3 separate regions of the Homo sapiens genome follow, and regions 1 and 3 are each linked to region 2. The links are chromatin contacts, found by Hi-C or POLR2A ChIA-PET in ENCODE. All regions are on one chromosome and are shown on one strand. Each heading gives the region's core, a stretch centred on a gene start or an enhancer-like site at or near the end of the contact. The rest is flanking DNA. Distances are from core to core; before and after follow the strand shown.

Region 1 (3,429 bases), core at 185-2,684, 240 kb before region 2:
CGATGGCGTCTGCTCCGACACTCACAGTTCTGCCACCCTGGACCCTCTCGGTGGCCTCAATGGGGTGGTCCAGGCTGGGCCGCCCCAGGTAGACGTCCTGGCTGGGTGAGAAGCTGGAGAGCAGGTGCAGGAGGCTCCTGGCGTTCACATAATTGTCATCATCCACGTGGCAAAACCACCTGTGGGCGAGGGGAGTCCTGGGCACGAGGGCCTGGCATGGCTGGACAGGAGGCCCCCACCCAGCTTGGCTCTGAGCTCTCTGCGGGTCGGGTCAGCGCCGCGTACTTGCGCCCGGACTCAATGAACTTGTCATACTCCACGGACATCTTGCAGCAGAGGGCCTGACGAGTGCGCACCGCCGAGCAGTTGGTGTTGATGACACGGTCGCCTGCGAATCAGAGACGGGAAGCACGCACGTAGAGGATGGCACTGGGGTTGGGGTAAGGCCTGTGCCCCACCTGCCCCCAAGGGCCAGGGCACAACGTGGCTGTCTGACATGCCTGGACACCTTGCCTGGGTCCAACCACAGCCCTAGCCCTCACGCGCTGACCCTGCTGGTGCCACCGAGGCTGAAGCAGGCGGCCATCGGTTGGGATCTCTTGAGTGGAAACAGGACGGAGGCAGCTCGCCCTGACCTGGCCTGGAAGGGCGGATTCCCTGCTGGCGCTTCTTCAGGGGACGTGGCACTAGCCCCACGCCCCGGGAAGCGGCTAGTGTGAGAGGCTGGTGGGGAGCAGAGCTTGGCTGGCAGGGTGGGCCCTCCGCAGGCCGCGTGACCTGGGCAGCGTCGGGGCCTCCCCGGGCCTCGGGAGCCTGGGCAGAGAAAGGCACCCACAGCAGCGAAGGGGCCGTGGCTTCGGAGCGAGAAAGGCTCGGGGGGCAGATCCCGCGGGCGCCGGGGAGTGGGGGACACTCACCGCCCTGGAGCTCGAGCTCAGGGTCGTCCCCGTCGGTGAAGATAAACGTCTGGGGGAGAAACAATCTATGAGGCTTCTGGGGCGCTGCCCAGGCCGGAGACCGACCCGCCCCGCGCGGAGCCTCCGGGGGCCTGGGCCGGGCCTAGACCCTGGGAGGCGGGGCGGGTGGGCGTGGGGCTCGCCGTCGGGGTCGGGGTCCGGCGCACCTGCTGGCGGGCCCGGGAGATCCAGGTGCGCAGCAGCAGCCGCAGGCGCGGCCCGTGGTTCTTCCGGGTGGTCTTGACGGCGATGAAGACGTCGTCAGGCCGCAGGCTGGGGGCAGCGGGCCGGGACGGGGGCGCGCGCGGGGCCGGGGCGGGGGTCCGGGCCGGGGCGGGCGCGCGGGGCAGCGGCAGCGGCAGTAACAGCAGCGCGGCCAGGGCCGCGGCCAGCGCGAGGCAGGCCCGGCACAGCGCCCCACGCGCGCGGCTCATGCGGCCGCCGGGACCCCCGGCGCTGCGAGCGGAGAACCTGGCCGGAGCCGTGGGTGGGCGGCGGCCCCTTTAAGAACGCAGCGGCCCCGCCCCGCCCCGCGCCCCGGAAGCGACGGCTTCGCTGCCCCGGAAGTGGACGGCACGCCGCGGCGGGGTGGGTGCAAGATGCCGCTGCCGGTTCAGGTGTTTAACTTGCAGGTAACGAGCCGAGGCCGCCCCGGGCCTCCGCGCCCCCGCGCCCCCCGCCACTGGGGCCGGGCTGAGGTCGAGCAGGGGCGCGGGGCCTGCGCCAGGAGTCGGTCGGGCACGCTCCGTGCCGGGCCTCCGCGGGCAGCGCGCGTCGGGGGCTGCAGGGCCGAGGGCGCGTCTCCGCCGTGGCTGCGCGCTGCGATCGGGGGCCGCCGGGCCGCGCCCGCCCCGCCTCCCCTCCCAGCAGCTCACGGGAGAGGTTCCCGGCCGCCCCGACGCTAACGCTCTTTCTCCCTTCAGCAGCCAGCCAGCTCTGTGTCAGGGTCGGGGGGTGCAGAAAGTCAGGACAGAATGAGGGATAGCTCGGCCCCCAGCTCGGCCTCCTCGTCAGTGACAGATCTGTACTGCACCCCTCACAGCAGTAGGTCAGACCTCGTCCTGCCCGGCACGGCCGGGGACTTCAGCCTGAGCGCCAGCCTGTCGGCCTGTACGCTGCTCTACGAGGTACCTTCCAGGACAGGGACCCCCGAGCGAGGGAGGGGGGAGCAGGGCCCCGGCCGCCCCTGCTGTGGCTGGGCCCCTGCTGCTCTGCTGGCCGAGGACAGGGACTCAGTGCCAAGCGCAGGAGGGGAGGGAGCCCCGGTGGGCCCGGGGCCTGCGGAGGGAGCCGAGCTCTTGGTGCTTTTCCCGAAGGAGCGCGGGAGGCCCACGGGTCCGGCGAGTGCCCGGCATGGCGGCTTTTCCAGCCTGCTTTGTGTTAAGCCGAGGTCCTGGCTTCTCTGTGTCTCCCAGCTGGGGGCCATGAGGCTCCCTGAGATGACTCTTTTCCCCTTCTCCCAACTCCGTGGCGTGACTCTCAGCCCAGTATTGCTGCTCCGCTGCTCAGGACAGATTCCGGGGGCTGGTCCTCCTGCCTCCTGGGGTTGAGGTGGCGTCCCGTTCTTCTCCGTGGCTTGGAGGAAACTACATCAGGATGGTGGCTGGGAACGTGTAGGGGCCCTCAGAGGCCCCTGTGTAGTTGGTTGTCCCCTGTCTGCTTTCTGGCTTTCAGAGATGAGCGGCTAGAATCAGGCGAGGGGTTTCTGCTTCTGAGCCTTAGAGTCTTGTGAGGAGACCCCTCCCTGATGTGGTGGCACAGGAGCCTGGGTGGGGGCGGGGGTGACTGGGAGGGCACACCTGGGGGACAGCAGCGGCGGGAGTGTGGTCCGACTGGCCTGGAAGATCTTGGGCAGAGCTGACCTCAGAGAACAGTGCGGGTCTCTCGCCCTCCTGGGGCAGTCCCCAGGACGAGGTGCCAGGTGCCTGGCCCATGTTGCAGGGGGCCGTGGAGCCCATGCAGATCGACGTGGACCCCCAGGAAGACCCGCAGAATGCACCTGACGTCAACTACGTGGTGGAGAACCCCAGCCTGGTACGGAGCCCAGTGGGGGGACCTTGGGTGTCTCAGTCCTGCTGAGGGGTCCAGGGCACACTCCCCGCTGCAGCCTGCACAGCAGGTAGAATGATCCTCCTCAGTGATCGCTGTCGTCTTTTTCTGACCCCGAAACCATCAGCGTTTCTGATTGCGCACTCACATGAGGCTTGTAGCTCAGCTTCAGATGCTGCTCATGGAGAAGCCAGGGCAGGTCTCCTCCCCGCTCAGCCTAGCGACCAGCAGTCACTAGTGGGTGTCTATCCCCGAAAGCCCCCGGGTGCAGGGTCCCACTCCTGAGGCTCCTGCGCCAGGCCCACCCCAGCGGTCTTCGTAGCTCCTGGGACAGCAGTCAGTCTCGTACCCCCATGCCCGGTTCTGGTTATGGGCCCAGGGCGACATTCTGGCTAGGACAGTCAGGCCCCAACTCCTGACCCTC
Region 2 (3,761 bases), core at 258-2,757:
AGGCATGAGCCACCGTGCCTGGCCAAGATTTTATTTTTAGTTTACAATTGGAAGGCTAGTGGGCCGGTGCAGAATCTCGCTGACTTTTGGGTGAGCATGTTGAGGGCCCCCTGCGTCAGCTGCTCTTCTGTTGAACGGTGCAGGGTGGGGAGGCCTGGGCTGCACTGGCCACACAGTCCCCTCAAGAAGATCTTCTACGTGAAACAAAGGAGCACTGAGCGAGGGGAGCTCTGCTCAGAAAGGACCATCTTGCATCACTGAAATTGTGGGAAATGATAACAAAAAATTGAAATGTCGTGAAGAAACACACCAATAAGACCATTTTTAAATATACAGAGGAAGCTAGAAAATACAGAAAGAGGAACCATTCGGACAAGATACTCAGGAAATATCCAGGATTGTTATACCTAAAACAGCCCTCACTGCCCCCCTCCTGGCAGCGCACCTGAGCCCGGAGCCTGCCAGGGACAGCTCTGAGGAGCCAGGCAGGGCCAGGGATGGGCTCTGAGGGGCCAGGCAGGGCTAGGGATGGACTCTCGTGCCTGCCTGCTTGAGGCTTCCTTGGTCAGAGCGAGCGATGCCACCTTTAGGATGGCCAGAATTAGCAAATAAAAATATGGGATGCCGATAAATCTGTACTTCAGATAAACAATTTTTAGTACATGCCCAACGCGGTAGAGGTAAATCTATAGGGGCTGAAGCAGATTTGCTGGGCCGTGGGCAGGGTGGGGAGTGAACGCTCATGGGCACGGGGTTTCTTTCTGGGGCAACAGAAACGGTGTCACATGAGATAGTGAGCATGGCCGCCCATCTCCGAATATACGGCAAAGCCATAAGCTTTCAATAAGTGAATTTCACAGTAAGTGCATTATATTTCAACAAATCTGTTTTAAAATCTTAACTGAGCCGGGCGTGCTGTCTCAGGCCTCTAGTCCCAGCTACTCTGGAGGCCGAGGCGGGAGGATCGCTTGAGGCCAGGAGTTCAAGACCAGCCTGGGCAACATAGCGAGACCCCATCTCTACAAAAAACACGTTAAACAAAAACGTTAATTGGGCGTTCCGTGTTGTATCCAGCAATCCTAACCGCCCTCCGTCCCCGCGAGCCCCAGTCCTTCCCCTGCGGCTGGGCTGGGTCCCCCGTCCCGGGCGGTGAGGGCGCCCTGCAGGCGTCCACAGAGCTGGGCTTCCGTGGCGGCAACCCTAACCCCAGCGCCACCTGGTACGGCCCGGCCCGCGGGTCCCTCCGGGTCAGGACGCAGACGCGCCCGCGGCGGTAACCGGGGGCCCGGGGGCCTCGGGCCCACCCCGGCCAGACCCCGGGGAGGAGCGCAGGACACTGCCCGCGCCGGGACTCGGCTGTTTCCGATCCTCCCGGGCGTCCTTTAGGAGACTCATTCGCAGCCGACGTTGCGGAGGCGCAGGAAAAGGGCGAGCAGGTGCCTCAGGGACACCACTTCCAACCGCACGCCGATCGCCGGCTCCACCATAAATAGAAACGGGTGGTCTCTAATTGGCCTAGCTCTAATTGGCCTAGCTGTTGTCACGTGCTCTCCGATGGCCCAATCACTAAGGCTGGACGATGCTGCACTGTGAATGGCCAGGCCCGAGTCATGTGCCCGGAGAGGGCGGGGCTGGGCCCTTCCGCTCGCCGCGTCTGGCGATCGCGGCTACGGAGACCCAGGAGGGCCCGGCCAGGAGACCCGCTCTCTAGAGCGGCGAGGGCAGGGGTTGCTAGGGCGCCGGGGTCGAACCCGCGCTTCCTGCAAGTCTTAGGGCCGCATCCCTGCCGAGGCGGGCGTTGGGAAGGGTGGGAGATGGGAAGGTGCGGTGGTGCGGGGAGGGGAGGGCGCCGGGAGGGGTCGGAGAGGGGTCGCGGGTTTTGGGGCTGCGAGGAGGGAAGGAGGGAAGAGGAGGGAAGAGGAGGGCAAGGGGAGGGGAGGGCGGGGAGGAGAGAGGGCGCGGGCAGGGGAGTGGAGGGCGCGGGGAGGGGAGGGCGCGGGGAGGGGAGGGCGGGGAGGAGAGAGGGTGCGGAGAGGAGGGCGGGAAGGAGAGGGGACGGGGGGAGGGAGGGGACGGGGGGAGGGAGGGGAGGGTGGGGGAAGGAGGGGAGGGGAGGGTGGGGGAAGGAGGGAAGGGGAGGGGAGGGGAGGAGAGGGCGGGGAGGGGAGGGGAGGGCGCGGGCTGCGGGGCTGCGGGGAGGGAGGGGCGGGTTCAGGGCTGTGGGCCCCGCCCGGGGCACCGCCTGGATCAGGCCTGAGGCCGGCTGCAGAGAACTTGGGCACCGCGGACCAGATTGCTGGTCACCAGGATGAAAAATAAAAAAGACCCAAACAGCTCCCCCGACCCCGCCTTCGCGCAGGCCCCTGGCGTTCTGCTCAGGGGTTTTTGTTTAATGAAGAACGTCAAACATCTGGCAAGGTCGGAATGATTTTGCGATGAGCACCGCCTGGATTCTGCGGTGAAAGCGACTGTGTGCGCGCTCACGGCCTCGCCTGTCCCTGCATCAGCCCATCTCGTCAGGCAGATCAACATGAAGCTGTAAAACGGATGACTTAGGCCGGGCGTCGTGATGGGCGCCTGTAATCCCAGCTACTCGGGAGGCTGAGGCAGGAAAACCGCTTGAACCTGGGAGGCGGAGGTTGCAGTGAACCGCGGTTGCACCACTACACTCCAGCCTGGGAGACAGAGCGAGACTCCGTCTCAAAATAAATAAATAAAACATATGACTTAGGTATATACGCATGGGGGGAATCCTCGTAAGGCAAGAACGTGCTGCACATTCTGGGGACTGGGACAGGATAAGCACACGAGTAGATCTAAGTCACTGGAAATACCTGGTTTTGCTGTTGGAGGGGGGCTTGCAGGTGCTCGTTATATTATTACGCTGTTGTAGTAAAACGATGTTAGTTACAGTATTAAATTGCAAATGTCAGTATCCATCACCGCCAAAACAGCGTGCATACCACTAGCATATGATTTTTGTAGTTTTTTAATGTTAAGTTTGTAATGAAGTGCACAAACTTAATTATACATTGGCTGAGGTTATTTGTTTTAAAGGCAGTACTTGCTCTATGGCCCAGGCTGGAGTGCAGTGCGTGATCATGGCTCACTGTAACCTCAAATTCTTGGCCTCAAGCGATCCTCCTGCCTCACCCTCCTGAAAGGACTGGGATTACAGGCGTGAGCCACCATGCCCAGCCTCCTTTTGCTGAGTTTTAACAAATACAGTAGTGTAACCGAAGATGCCATCAAGACAAATAGAACACGTCCCTCACCCCAGAAAATTCTCTTATGCCCCTTTCCATTCTATGTCCACTGCTACCATGCCACCTGTGCTGATTTCTCCACTATGCTTCCGCCTGTTCTAAGAGTTCATACTAATGGATCATTGGGTACATGTCCTTGTGTAAGGCGTCTTTCCCTTAGCGTCATGTTTCTGGAGATTCTTCTGTGTTGTTTCATGTCTCAGGAGTTTGTTCTTTTGATTGCCAAGCAGTCCAGTGTAAACACACCGGTGTGTTTATCTGCTGTATTCATGGACACTTGGAGCTGTGTCTGGCTATTGGCGATCACGAATAAAGTTGCTGTTGACTTTCTTTTTGAAGTCTTTGTGTGGACATGTTTTTATTTCTCTGGGCAGATACTGAGGAATGGGTCAAAGGAAAGGAGTATGTTTGGTTTTATGAGAAGTTGCCAGATTTCCCCACTGGCTGCTTCCATATTAGTAGTGGAGTCTGAGTCTTCCATTTCCTCCACATCCT
Region 3 (3,248 bases), core at 632-3,131, 240 kb after region 2:
TTAAGGCAGTAGTAGCCTAACATTGTTACGTTTGTAATGTGTTCTCTTAGTCGTATTTATTGACTTAATTAGGCTGATACAGATATTCTGAGAACTAGGAATACCTTAGTTACATTGATACAGATATTCTGAGAACGTTTATCTTTAGTGGGAAAAAAGACAATGAGCTGTAGCTGAATTGTTCCAGTTTTTTGTGTTCCTGGTTCCACTGGAGAATGAACTGATGATGTGACGTCATTGTTAGCACAGCCACGCTGGGAAAGATGGCTCTCAAGGTGCTGTTTTTAATGGTGTTTAGTCATTAATAATTGGCAGTAAGAAAACTCATCTTTTGACTTTCATTTGGACAGATGGAATATAGAAAACCTGAAATAGGCCGGGCACGTTGGGTCACGCCTGTCATCCCAGCACTTTGGGTGGCTGAGGCAGGCGGATCTCCTGAGATCGGGAGTTCGAGACCAGCCTGACCAACATGGAGAAACCCTGTGTCTACTAAAAATACAAAATTAGCTGGGTGTGGTGGCGCATGCCTCTAATACCAGCTACTCGGGAGGCTAAGGCAGGAGAATCACTTGAACTCCAGCCTGGGCAACAAGAGTGAAACTCCATCTAAAAAAAAAAAAAAAAAAAAAGAGAGAGAAAACCCGAAATAAGGAAATTTAAAACTACTGATGTGTTTTTTTTTTTTTTTTTTGAGACAGAGTCTCGCTCTGTCACCCAGGCTGGAGTGCAGTGGCGCCATCTCAGCTCACTGCAACGTCCTCCTCCCGGGTTCAAACAATTCTCCTGCCTCAGTCTCCCGAGTAGCTGGGATTACAGGCGCCACCACCACGCTCTGCTAATTTTTGTATTTTTAGTAGAGACGGGGTTTCACCATGTGGGCCAGGCTGGTCTCAAACTCCTGACTGCAGGTGATTCCCCTGTCTTGGCCTCCCAAAGTGTTGGGATCACAGGCCAAAGTGTGAGTCACTGTGCCCGGTCTACTGTTGTGTTTTCAAAGTGGCTTTTTTGGTCTTGTATTTTTCAGAATACGATAGCATTTTGAGTATATAGAGAATGTTTTAAAAATTCTGTGTTTTTGCCATTTCTGAGCTGTTGGAGGATGTTAGGATAATGAACATCATTTTGATAGCCATTTGAGCTGGGTGGAAGAAGATGTGGTTTAAATATAAAATGTCTGTTCTGGGTCCTCCTTGAGGACCTGTTCCCACTTTGCCAAGCTTCCCCCTGGACTTGTCCACACGTGATTAAACACAGCTGAAATCCTGTACACTTGAGTGAACTGCATGTAAGTGTTCTGTGGGCTGGGCTGATTCATCTTTACATTGTACACTTCCTGGGGTTGTAGCCTTTGACCCCTGGGTGACCTCCTCCAGGAATTCTGGGTACTCGATAGGACTCAAATGTTTATTGCTGAATTGGTTGGATGTGGGCTTCTGAGTTTGGATTGGGTGACTACTGTACCATAGGAAACCATGTAAAACAGTTATAAATGTAAGTCAGATTAAATTCACTTCTGATTCTACAGTTGCTCCCACTTTTTTTTGTTTTTGTTGATGGTAGACTCCCCAAAGTGACTTTTTTGGCCTTGTACAGTCATGCATCACTTAACTGTGGAAATCATTCTGAGAAATGCATTGTTAGGTGATTTCATTGTTGTGCGAACATCATAGAGCATACTTGTACAAGCCTAGATGACACAGCCTGCTGCACACCCAGGCTGTGTGTATATCCTGTTGCGCCTACAGCCACATGCTGCACAAACTTAAGCAACATGTGACTGTATTGAATGCTGTAACATGGTGTTTGTGTATCTAAACATATTAAAACATAGAAAAGGCACAGTAAAAATAAGGTACAAAAGATAAAGGTACAGCTCTCTAGAGCACTTAGTGTCAGCAGAGCTTGCAGGACGGGGTGAGTCAGTGAGTAAATGGTGAGTGAATGTGAAGGCCTAGGACGTGACTGTACACCGCTGTCAACTTCATAAACACTGGACATTTAGGCTATACTTTATTTATTTGAGAAGGAGTTTCGCTTTTGTCGCCCAGGCTGCAGTGCAATGGCGTGATCTTGGCTCACTGCAACGTCTGCCTCCCAGGTTCAAGCAGTTCTCCTGCCTCAGCTTCCCGAGTAGCTGGGATTACAGGCTCACGCCGCCACGCCCGGCTAATTATTTTATTTTATTTTATTTTAGTAGAGATGGGGTTTCACCATGTTGTCCAGGCTGGTCTTGAACTCCTGAGCTCAGGTAAACACCTACCTTGGCCTCCCTAAGTGCTAGGATTATAGGCGTGAGCCACTGTGCCCATCTTATTTATTTTTTTGAGATGGAGTTTCGCTCTTGTTGCCTAGGCTGCAGTGCAATGGCGCGTTCTCGGCTCACTGCAGCCTCCGCCTCCTTGGTTCAAGCAATTCTCCTGCCTCAGCTTTCCGAGTAGCTGGGATTACCAGCACCCGAGACCAGCCCAGCTAGTTTTTGCATTTTTAGTGGAGACGGGGTTTCACCATGTTGGCCAGGCTGGTCTTGAACTCCTGACCTCAGGTGATCCACCCACCTCGGCCTCCCAAAGTGCTGGGATTACAGGCGTGAGCCACTGCGCCTGGCCTAAATGTATTTAAAAAGAGTTTTCTTGTCAGGTAAAAGAAAAAAATTGTAAATAATTTATTAGTCTTAACATACTATAATTTTTTTTTACTTTATAAACTAATACTTAGTTTAAAACACACATTGTGCAGACATAAAAAAATATTTTTGTTGTTTTTTTCTGAGACTACGTCTCACTGTGTGGCCCAAGCTGGAGTGCAATGGTGTGATTGTGGCTCACTGCAACCTCTGCCTCCCGGGTTCGAGTGATTCTCCTGCTTCAGCCTCCCGAGTAGCCACCTCACCTGGCTAATTTTTGTATTTTTAGTAGAGATGGGGTTTTGCCGTGTTGACCAGGCTGGTCTCGAACTCCTGACCTGAGGTGATCTGCCTGCTTTGGCCTCCCAAAGTGCTGGGATTACAGGTGTGAGCCACCGCGCCTGACCACAAAAATATTTTTGTATTCTTATTTGATAAGCTTTTTTCTGTTTGTAAAATTATTATTTTTTTCTTTTTAAACTTTTTTTGTTTAAAAACTAAGACTGAAACACACACTAGCCTAGCCCTACATAGGGTCAGGACCAGCAGTATCACTGTCTTCTACCTCCACATCTTGTTCCACTCCAAAGTTCTTAGGGGAAGTAACGTGCATGGAGCTGTC

Evidence for each region. Hi-C counts contacts between places; a loop is a spot of excess contacts on that map. ChIA-PET counts read pairs that join two places held with the same protein, here RNA polymerase II (POLR2A). Pooled maps may share reads with other maps.
Region 1: a pooled map shows a loop between it and region 2 (4-fold over the local background). The contact joins the promoter of RFNG here to the promoter of LINC01970 in region 2. A Hi-C loop is called at or near these places in 5 of 50 pooled maps. POLR2A ChIA-PET finds 5 or more read pairs at or near these places in 5 of 52 experiments (GM10248, GM12878, HEK293 and 2 more).
Region 3: a pooled map shows a loop between it and region 2 (2.2-fold over the local background). The contact joins the enhancer-like site here to the promoter of LINC01970 in region 2. A Hi-C loop is called at or near these places in 2 of 50 pooled maps. POLR2A ChIA-PET finds 5 or more read pairs at or near these places in 6 of 52 experiments (A549, HepG2, MCF 10A and 3 more).

Annotation. Positions count from the first base shown.
Region 1 is chr17:82,050,377-82,053,805 of GRCh38, forward strand. It overlaps RFNG (RFNG O-fucosylpeptide 3-beta-N-acetylglucosaminyltransferase), which reads right to left and starts at 1,435. Exons shown (of 8, transcript NM_002917.2): 1 at 1,124-1,435; 2 at 918-966; 3 at 286-388; 4 at 26-179. The coding sequence starts at 1,390. It overlaps GPS1 (G protein pathway suppressor 1), which reads left to right and starts at 1,522. Exons shown (of 13, transcript NM_001321092.3): 1 at 1,522-1,588; 2 at 2,898-2,990. The coding sequence starts at 1,556. RefSeq lists silencers at 970-1,119, 1,390-1,639, 1,700-1,829 and an enhancer at 1,080-1,749.
Region 2 is chr17:82,291,307-82,295,067 of GRCh38, forward strand. It overlaps LINC01970 (long intergenic non-protein coding RNA 1970), which reads right to left and starts at 1,508. Exons shown (of 2, transcript NR_135639.1): 1 at 1,217-1,508; 2 at 1-257. RefSeq lists silencers at 1,104-1,153, 1,194-1,443 and an enhancer at 2,200-2,309.
Region 3 is chr17:82,529,835-82,533,082 of GRCh38, forward strand. All of the region lies in intron 1 of FOXK2 (forkhead box K2), which reads left to right. Among named protein-coding and RNA genes, the nearest start is that of FOXK2, 12 kb to the left of the region's middle. Within about 2 kb of position 1,882, at least 5 of the 41 ENCODE cell types and tissues checked have a DNase peak (open chromatin) inside an H3K27ac peak, as active enhancers do; they include OCI-LY7 and PC-3, where a contact is called at or near this core.